Linked DNA regions of Mus musculus: regions 1 and 3 are each linked to region 2. The links are chromatin contacts, found by POLR2A ChIA-PET in ENCODE. All regions are on one chromosome and are shown on one strand. The core of a region is the stretch at or near the end of the contact, and the rest is flanking DNA. Distances in the headings are between cores, read along the strand shown. Region 1 holds the start of Mllt6 (myeloid/lymphoid or mixed-lineage leukemia; translocated to, 6). Region 2 holds the start of Cwc25 (CWC25 spliceosome-associated protein). Region 3 holds the start of Fbxo47 (F-box protein 47).

Region 1 (3,082 bases), core at 202-2,701, 100 kb before region 2:
GCGGCCCCCTCCACCCTCAATCCCCCAGCCCGCCATCTCCTCTCCGAGCCCTCTGCCCCTCCCCCCCAGGAAGCGTTCCCGGCCTAGAGGTCTTTGAAGTGTGGATGAAGCCCCCAGGGCTGCCTTCTCCCCTCTGCCACCCAACCTCCCGCTGAGGGGGTATTTGACCTTTGGTCCCTGTGGGGGCGCCGTCTTTCCCCTTGCAAAGAAAAAAGGGGAATCAGATCTCGTCTTTGGGCTTATACCAGTCTGGGGGAAGTCTTGGGTCGCTTTCCATCAAACCCTAGACCCAATTTCGGGGACTTTAATCCTTCGTGGTGCGTTTTTGTACGCTACTGTGATTCTATACCTGCCCAGAAGTCAAGGCGTGATTCTGTTGGCAAGCACTTCCGAGGCAGCTTTACTCACTTTAAAACGCAAGGCACGCCCTGAGGCTAGGGGTGGAGTTACGACTTAGAACAGAGATCTTGAATTAAGGTGGGGTACCTCATTGTACCCCTAAGGTGCCTAGAGACCTTGACATTGAAGACTTCAAAGGGAAGTTCCTGGAGGGCAGGAATACCTCTACTCTGGCGCGCAGCCGACTCTAGCATTCAACAAATTTTTGTGCGGGGCGTGGTGGTGCACGCCTTTACTCTAGCACTTTGGTGGCAGAGGCAGAATTGGGAGTTCAAGGTCATCCTTCACTAAGTGGTGAGTTCGAGGCTAACCGGAGCTACTGGTGATCCTGTCTCAAACTAACAAAAAAGATTTGTAAAGTAAGTAAAAGTTTACACGTGGCATTGTCTACCCTCCAGAGTGACCTCCAGGGACAGCACCCATGAGCTGCCATCCAGAGACACCATTCCCATTCCAAGAACAAGCACGGGTAAATGGTTTAACATCGCTCCAGTTCTTTTTAAGAGCCCTGGTTTTTTTCATCTTCCCTAGATTTCCCTAGGGTTGAAGAACACCCAGAGAAGGGGGATGGGAGACCGGAGACCCAAAGTGTGACACGGAGGGGAGGACTCGGGAACTACCCACCTAGAGTCATAAAGGGAAAAAGAAAAGACGGGGAAAGCTGCACTGAGCGCACGAGCGAAAAGCTCCCTACCAAGCCAGGCTTTGTTCCCTGAACCTAAGACTTTACCCGGCGGCGGGCGGGCCGGGAGCGAGCGAGCGAGCGGAGGCGCGCGGCCATGGCTGCCGCGGCCGGGCAGGGGGGCCGGGGGGGCGGCGCGTGAGCGGGCGGCGCGGGGCGGGCGGGCGCCCGCGATGTGCCACTCGGCGCCTCCCCCGCCGGGCCCTGCTTGCACCGCGGCCGGGCGGCTCTGGTAGCCGGCGAGCGGCGCGGAAGGGGAGCGCGGCGCGCGAGTCTCATTGTTGGGGGGGGGGGGCCCGTCGGGGCATGAGGGCGAGAGCACGGCGGGGGGGGCGGCCAGACAGAGCGAGCGAGGAGGAGGAGGAGGACGCCGAGGAGGAGGAAGGAGGAGGCAAAGAAAAGAAGCGGCGGCGGCGGCGGCGGAGGAGGGGGCGAGGAGGCGCGCGGCCCCCGCTCCCTCCCTCCCCCCCTGACCCCCGACCCCCGCCGGCCGGCCCCCAGCCCCAGCCCCGGAGGGAGCTCATGGGAGTATGAAGGAGATGGTAGGAGGCTGCTGCGTATGTTCGGACGAGAGGGGCTGGGCCGAAAACCCGCTGGTCTACTGCGATGGGCACGCGTGCAGCGTGGCCGTCCACCAAGGTAAGGGGAGGGGGGAGACGGCCGGCGGGGGGGGGGGAGCTGCGGGACCCCGGGGCGGCGCGCGCACGGGGTGCCCTCGGCCGCGCCCTCCGGAGCCCTCCTGGGGCGCCTGCCCCTCCCCCACCCACCTGAAGCGAAAGGCGGCGTGGGCTCCCCCCCATCCCCAGCCTGGTCCTCCAGGACCGGGTCAGGCATTGTTTTCTTGCCTATTGTTCAGTCCCGCGCCCCCCACCCCAAGTTGAAGGAGTTTTGGGGAGAGTCCAGGGCGCAAGGAGTGAACTCCCTGAGCCCCGCACCGCCGGTGTCAGGGCTGTCCCGGGAATGTTTACCTGCGAGGTAACCCCCCCTCCCGCCCGGTTTATTTTGGTTCCCGCTCCGGGAGGAAGAGGTCAAGGGGGGGTCATCCCCCTTCGCTTCCGGATACTGGGAGGAGCGGAATTGGGAAGGGAGGAGAAGGGTCCCACGGGAGAAGGGATCCTGAAACCCTCCGGGGAAGAGCTGAGGCTGGGAGAGCGGTTTTACAGGGGGCCGGAATGGAGGAGAGAGAGGTTTGGAGTTTCCCCCTGCCGCCGCACATGGTTCGGGAGTTAACTCCTTAAGGAATCTTGCCGAGGGCGCAGGCTGGCATCTCCGCCTGTCTGGCACAGGCAACCACCACCACCCCCCTTCCCAAGACAACCCTTAATGCTGTGGCTGCGGGCCTTTCCCGCCACTCTCCTCTGGGTACCTGCCCCGCACCTGCCCTCTGTTTTCACTTTTGACCTGTACGTGTGACAGAGGCAGAAGATGAGGTCCTTGAACCCCCGACTTCCTTGGCTTATCCCTTACTGGCCCTTTAAGAAGCACCCCCCCTCCCCTCATAACAACAAAACGTGTTACAATCATGACTATTTCTTGTTCTGGTGCCTAGGGGACTGGTCAGGGCAGAGGCGGCGGGGGGGGGGGGGGGGGAGGGGGAGGAATTCAGGTCCAGAAAAAAGGGAGAGGGGTGGGATGAGAATGGAGGATCTTTGGAAGTTTAAGGTCAAGGACTCTGTCAGACTTTTTGCCCCTGTTTGAAATGCTTGGTTGTGTGATTGAAGGCTGGCTCTATGCGGTTGGACATTTCTTGTAGTCCTGTTCCATTGAGTGATCCCGGGTCTGGGGAGCAGCCCCACCTACTGGGCTGGCTTTAGTAGGCTGGGTCTCTTCCCTGCCTGCCCCCAGTTACTCTGTGGGGGGGGGAACCATTGGCTGATGGCTTTGCTCAGTGAGTCTCCTTCCCCCACCCTTAGCTTGCTATGGCATCGTCCAGGTGCCAACAGGACCCTGGTTCTGCAGGAAATGTGAATCTCAGGAGCGTGCAGCCAGGGTGGTGAGTCC
Region 2 (2,987 bases), core at 440-2,939:
TGCATGTACGTATACACGCAACCAGGGCCTTGCTACTTAGCCCAGACTGCCTTCAAACTGACCAGGACTGCCTTCACCACCTCCACCACCACAAACACACTCGCCCTTACTTTGTCCTACATAGATTTTCCTTTCCATCCCAAGGCACCAATGGCAACCAGGGTCTGGAGAAATTTGCAGATGTCACCATTGCATGAGAGTGCTAAGGGCACCCTGTGGCTAGACGCTGCTGAATATACAAGTTACAGGACAACTCCACCACACAGGCAACAGAATCACCCAGATTACAGGTCTCCTGGCAAGGATGGCAAGTCTGGGTTGTCAGCTTCAGTTGAGGCACTGCCTCCATCAGATTGTGGGAATGTCTGTGAGTGTGTGTTCTTGAGTATGACCTGAGAGAGGAAGGCCCAGCCCACTGTGGGTGGAGCCATCCCTAGGTAGGTGGTCTACCTGTGTAAACAAGGGAAGCTGAGTAAGGCAAGAGAAGCAAGCCAGTAAGCAGCATCCCTCCATGGTTTCTACTTCAGTTCCTGCCTCTGGGTTACAACTTGAGCTGCCTTAATGATGGGCTATAACCTGTAAGATGCAAGAAGCCTTCTCCTCCGACAGTTGCTTTTGATCTTGGTTTTATTACAGAAGTAAACTAATGCACTGTCCATAATAGACAGTTACATGAAGCACATACTAAACTAGACTAACTTTGATGGAGCCCTGCAACTTGATCCAATTAAGGACACCCGGCAAATTCAGCTTAGTGGACAGATACCCAAACTGATGTACTTATTGATTCAATTACCTTCACTTTGAGAAGATCAATAGTGTCCTAATCTAGCTCTCTGCTTCTTGGATATTTCTGCCTTATTTAAGGCATTCCTTCCCCACAAACGAACTACAGGACTTAAGAGCAATTGCCACTTAACATAAAAAAAAAAAAAGTGTTACCGATACCGAAGAAAGCTGCCTCCTCACTACACATCAAAGCAAAACACTGATGTAAGGAAGGAAACAAAGATGGAAAAGATTTGAAATGGACGCCTCTAAACGGCACAGCTCAGGATGGGAAATGACTGAAGCCCACCCTTTCAACAGTCCAGGTCCAGGATACAACTGTGAACTCCTAGCTAAAAAAGGGGGAGCAGGGGAGGCTATGTCCGAAGATAACATACACAAAATAAAGTCTACGTGCCCAAGATCTACCTCCTTCCATACCATGAGTTCAACTGTCCCTTCCCTAACCTTAGACTTCCTGGGAGCCCCCGGGAAGCCCCCGAATCAGCAAATCCTGACAACAGCAAACATTCCTCGCCGCACATCTTCCCGAGGCTCATCTCAGTCCCTCTGTGGGCTTCACCATCCGCTCCCTCTCCATGTTTATCACCCCCTTGTGCTGAAATCAAGACTTCATTACCAGGGTTACCGACTGCTACCCCCGACTTTCACCCCACCCCGGCGCCTGTGGGTCTCGGGCTCAGTCGTCGCTGCCCAGGCCTCTAGCACTTACCAGGTCTCCGCCTCCCATGATGGTGGAGACGGTTCTTCAGTCTGTGGACCTGAAAGATTCAGCGAAGGCAGAGAGGAAACCTAGGGAAACAGTTCAGAGACGGCCTCTCGGGACCTAATCCCTACAGGAACCAGCTGCCCTTTTCCCCGCCCGCTCTAGCTCGCACTTCCGGGGTGGTGTCATATGACTGCGTCAGCGTCTCGGCTCGATGACGTTTGGTATGAGCGCTAAGTCTACGTGAACCTAGAGTCGCAAGTACTTTCTACCCTCCGTCAGTTTTGGTGGCCTCTTTTTGGTTGCCTCACGTAAGCCCCTGGCCCCAACTGTTGAAAAGCCATAGGCGGGTTCTGTTGCCTTGGCAACGCATCAGGGCTCTGCCGTAGAAGCGAGACAGTGTAAGACCTCAGTATCTGCCAACTTAGGCCGCCTCCCCATCTCACCGCTACACCAGGGTTTCCAAACCAGCTTTTCGGCCAGCTCCCTCATTCCCGGCATGTTTTATAGAAATAGATGCTATCAAACAAAATCCCAAAAGCCAGATGTCATGGCACACCCCCAGTCATCTCCCACGCTTGGTAGATGGAAACTGGCCAGCTCTGGCACAAAGTTTGAGATCATTCTGGTCTGGAAATACCTATTTTTATTATTTTATTTATTTTTGTTTCCTAGACAGTGTCTTTCTATGTAAAACCCTGGCTATCTGGGGACAGTGTAGATCAGGCTGGCCTTGAACTCAGATCTATACCACTTGCTTCTGTCACCAGAATGCTGGAATTACAGACTTGCTAAACTATAGCCAGCTTGTGTCTTTATTTTTATTTTTTAAGATTTATTTATGGGCCTGTCAGTAGTGGCACACGCCTTTGGTCCCAGCACTTGGGAGGCAGAGGCAGGCAGATTTCTGAGTTCAAGGCCAGCCTGGTCTACAGAGTGAGTTCCAAGGACAGTCAGAGCTACACAGAGAAACCTTGTCTCAAAAAAAAAAAAAAAAAAAAGAAAGAAAGAAAGAAAGAAAGAAAAGAAAAGAAGAAGAAGAAGAAAAGATTTATATATAAATAAGTACATTGTTGCTGTCTTTAGACACAACAGAAGAGGGTATCAGTTCTCATTATGGATGAGTTTGTGAGTCACCAGGACCTTTTTTATTTTGGTTTTTCAGAGACAGGGTTTCTCTGTGTAGCCCTGGCTGTCCTGGAACTCACTCTGTAGACCAGGCTGGCCTCGAACTCAGAAATCTGCCTGCCTCTGCCTCCTGAGTGCTGGGATTAAAGGCGTGTGCCACCACCCACCCCCCCACACCCACCCCCGGCCACCAGGACCTTTTGAAGAGCAGTCAGTTGTCTTACCCACCAAGCCATCTCGCCAGCCCTTGTGTTTTTATTTTTGAGTTGTTAGAATTAAAGAACTGGAGTGATGGCTCAGCCATTAAGAACACTGGCTCCGAGCTGGTCGTGGTGGCACATGCCTTTAATTCCAGCACTCGGGA
Region 3 (2,871 bases), core at 306-2,805, 120 kb after region 2:
AAATTCACTCATGTATTTTGGTGTTTATATTACTGTGAAAATTGTATTTATGTATTCATTTTCGACAAAAAAGTAAGGACTCATACTATTTTGTAATCTTATTACAATTTAATTCAATGCCAATACATGTATTTCTACAAGAATATGTATTTTAATATCCTCATGTAATTCCAAGTGGAAGAATTCTGATTGACTTAATTAAAAAGGTTGTTATTAATTTTAATTTTTCTTTTGTTCTCTTTCTTTCTTACCTTTTTTTTTTTCCTTATTTTCTCTGTGTAATAATGCTGGCTGTCCTGGGACTCACTCAGTAGACCAGGCTGGCCTCACAGAGATCCAGTCACACAGATCCATCTGCCTCTGCCTACCAAGTGTTGAGATTAAGGGCGTGCAACACCACTGCCATGCTTACTACAGAATTTTCAAGTATTTTTACTATAATAAAACATAAATTTGCTTTTTCTTCCAGAAACTTCCATCCTAGTCAGACTAGTGTGGGGCTAAACAACCTCCTCCCAGGGGTCTTTATCACCTATTAAGGGTATAGACATAACGTGTATGTATAATTTTTCACTTAAATCTCTGAGAGAAAAAAAACAAAAACCAACTGATCCCAGTTATTTCAAAACTTAGACTCAACTGGCGAACAGCTATAGTCCCAGCAACAAGGGAGACAAAGGCTGAGTTCGAGGTCAGCCTGGTCTGTGGGAGTCTAACAGTGCAAGTCCCACAGCAGCTGGGGTGGTTTCACAAAGAAACACTGTAGTGGAAACAAACTAACAAACAAACAAAAAGCCAACAAAACAAAAGAAAACAAAACCCCAACATTTAAGTCTCCCTTTCCTCCCTCAGACCTATTTTAGGGGTGGAGGAGCGCAGGATTTTGTGGAAACAGTACCTATTTCCTACCAAACTCTTCCTGCTTTCCCCTTAGCCTGAAGGTACGAAGCGCACAAGCCCTGTGACAATGGGATACAGTTTTTCCCTTGTGGCTCCCCGGCGGGCGTGGAACTCTCGAGCCTCCTGCCTCGGCCTCCGAGGAGCCGGTGACAGGCAGCACTGCCCCGCCCACGCACCGAGAACGGGGCGGGTCTAAGGGCGCCGACCTCGTCCCTGCCCCCACACCCTCTTCCGGAGGGGAAAAAATACCCCAGCAAGTCACCGCGCTTTGTCTTAACGTTCCTTTGCCAGCGCTAAACACCGCCAAAGAGGTCACCTAGGGAACCAGAGCAGAAACTGGCCCGCATAAAAATCAAATAGGACCTGCTGAAAAACACGCAATTATTTCTACCGGAAGTACTGGGGAATATAAAACACTTGTTACCACAGATTTCGACAGTTTTTCCGGCTACAGTATCACAGGAAAGTGGGATTTAGTCGTCTCGTCCCACCATCCTCAGATTTCACAAATACTTAAAAATAAAAATAAATAAAAAATTAAAAAAAAAAATCTCCTCAGGCTTTTCCCGCCAGATAATGGGGGCGGATCCTGCTCCGCTCTCTCCGCTCCGCCCCGGAGCTGCGTCCTCAGCTCTCGGGCGCCCCCGTCGCCTCAAGTAGATTTTAGAATTCTCCCAGGAGCCCCAGCGGGAGGAGGCTCCGCCCCCTCATGAATATCGAGCAGCCTCGCCTCCTCTGCCCCTCCCCTCATGAATATTCAGAGATCTCCCGGGAACCCTGCGGGCGGAGCCTCACCCTCTCAAGAAAGGATGAGACGCCGGGATCCTCGGCTCTTTTGCCTCCTCTCTTGAATCGCTCGGAGCACTCCCAGGAGTCCACGCACGGGAGGAGGCCCCACCCCCTCGCGAATAGAAAGAAACCTCGGCTCTTCAGTCTTTCCCTTATGAATACCCAGAACCTTCTCGGGAAACGCCCCCAAGCAGGCCACGCCCTCTCATGAATACTAAGCAGAGGCTCCCATGGTGCCCTCCTGTTCAGGGATGTTATTCGGAGTGAGGCCCTTAAAAGCCCGTGCTACCTCCATTTTAGACACCAAGTTGCTGAACGGGAGAAACGGGAGCTCTTATGGTAGGGTAAGTGGGGAGGCTGTAAATGGAGATCTCAAACTTGGAGGAGTTATACGCTCCACTACGTTTTTTTACACTCAGGTTTTAAAAAAAAGATTTTATTTACTTTACGTTTAGGAGTCCACTTTTGCTGTCTTCAGACACCCAGAAGAGGGCATCAGTTCTCATCACAGATGGTTATGAGCCACCATGTGGGTGCTGGGAATTGAACTCAGGACCTCTGGAAGAGCAGTCAGTGCTCTTAACCACTGAGCCATCTCTCCATCCCTACACTCAGTTTTAAGGCAGTTTCCGATTCACTCTTCCCCTGGGCCAACAGGATCTGTCACAAGAGCTTTTCATTAAAAAGTTGTTAGATGCCTGGTGTGATGGCATTTCCCGATGGAGGCAGGAGGCTAAACCAGCCTAAGCTACTTGAGAATCTGGCTCAACCACCCCACCCCCAAAGCCCTTAATATTAAATTCTCATTTATTTACAGATTCTGTGTCTTTTTCTTTTCTCTTTTTCTTTGAGACAAGGTCTTGTTGGGTAGTGCTAGGCTAGCCTAAACCTCTGACTCTTGCATGAGCCAGTTACAGTGCTGGGATTACAAAAATCATGATCCAGTATGCAGGGCTTGATTCAGATGGAAGCCTGCAGTGGGGCAGGCTGTCTGGGAGGCCTTAAAGATATAACAGAATGATACATATTATTTGAGACTGGGTCTCTTGTAGTCCAGGCCTCCTAGACTCCTCAGGTACATAGGCATATATATTCAGGAAAAACACCTATCCACATAGAAACACAAGAAAACCAAACAACCAGTTAAAGTAGATAACAGATACCCTGACTTCCCTGGGTTGG

Evidence for each region. ChIA-PET counts read pairs that join two places held with the same protein, here RNA polymerase II (POLR2A).
Region 1: POLR2A ChIA-PET joins it to region 2 with 15 read pairs in embryonic stem cell. The contact joins the promoter of Mllt6 here to the promoter of Cwc25 in region 2. POLR2A ChIA-PET finds 5 or more read pairs at or near these places in 4 of 5 experiments (Patski and embryonic stem cell).
Region 3: POLR2A ChIA-PET joins it to region 2 with 11 read pairs in embryonic stem cell. The contact joins the promoter of Fbxo47 here to the promoter of Cwc25 in region 2. POLR2A ChIA-PET finds 5 or more read pairs at or near these places in 4 of 5 experiments (Patski and embryonic stem cell).

Annotation. Positions count from the first base shown.
Region 1 is chr11:97,661,961-97,665,042 of GRCm38, forward strand. It overlaps Mllt6 (myeloid/lymphoid or mixed-lineage leukemia; translocated to, 6), which reads left to right and starts at 1,452. Exons shown (of 20, transcript NM_139311.2): 1 at 1,452-1,720; 2 at 2,995-3,074. The coding sequence starts at 1,612.
Region 2 is chr11:97,764,924-97,767,910 of GRCm38, forward strand. It overlaps Cwc25 (CWC25 spliceosome-associated protein), which reads right to left and starts at 1,690. Exons shown (of 10, transcript NM_026186.4): 1 at 1,502-1,690. The coding sequence starts at 1,519.
Region 3 is chr11:97,882,599-97,885,469 of GRCm38, forward strand. It overlaps Fbxo47 (F-box protein 47), which reads right to left and starts at 1,556. Exons shown (of 11, transcript NM_001081435.1): 1 at 1,325-1,556.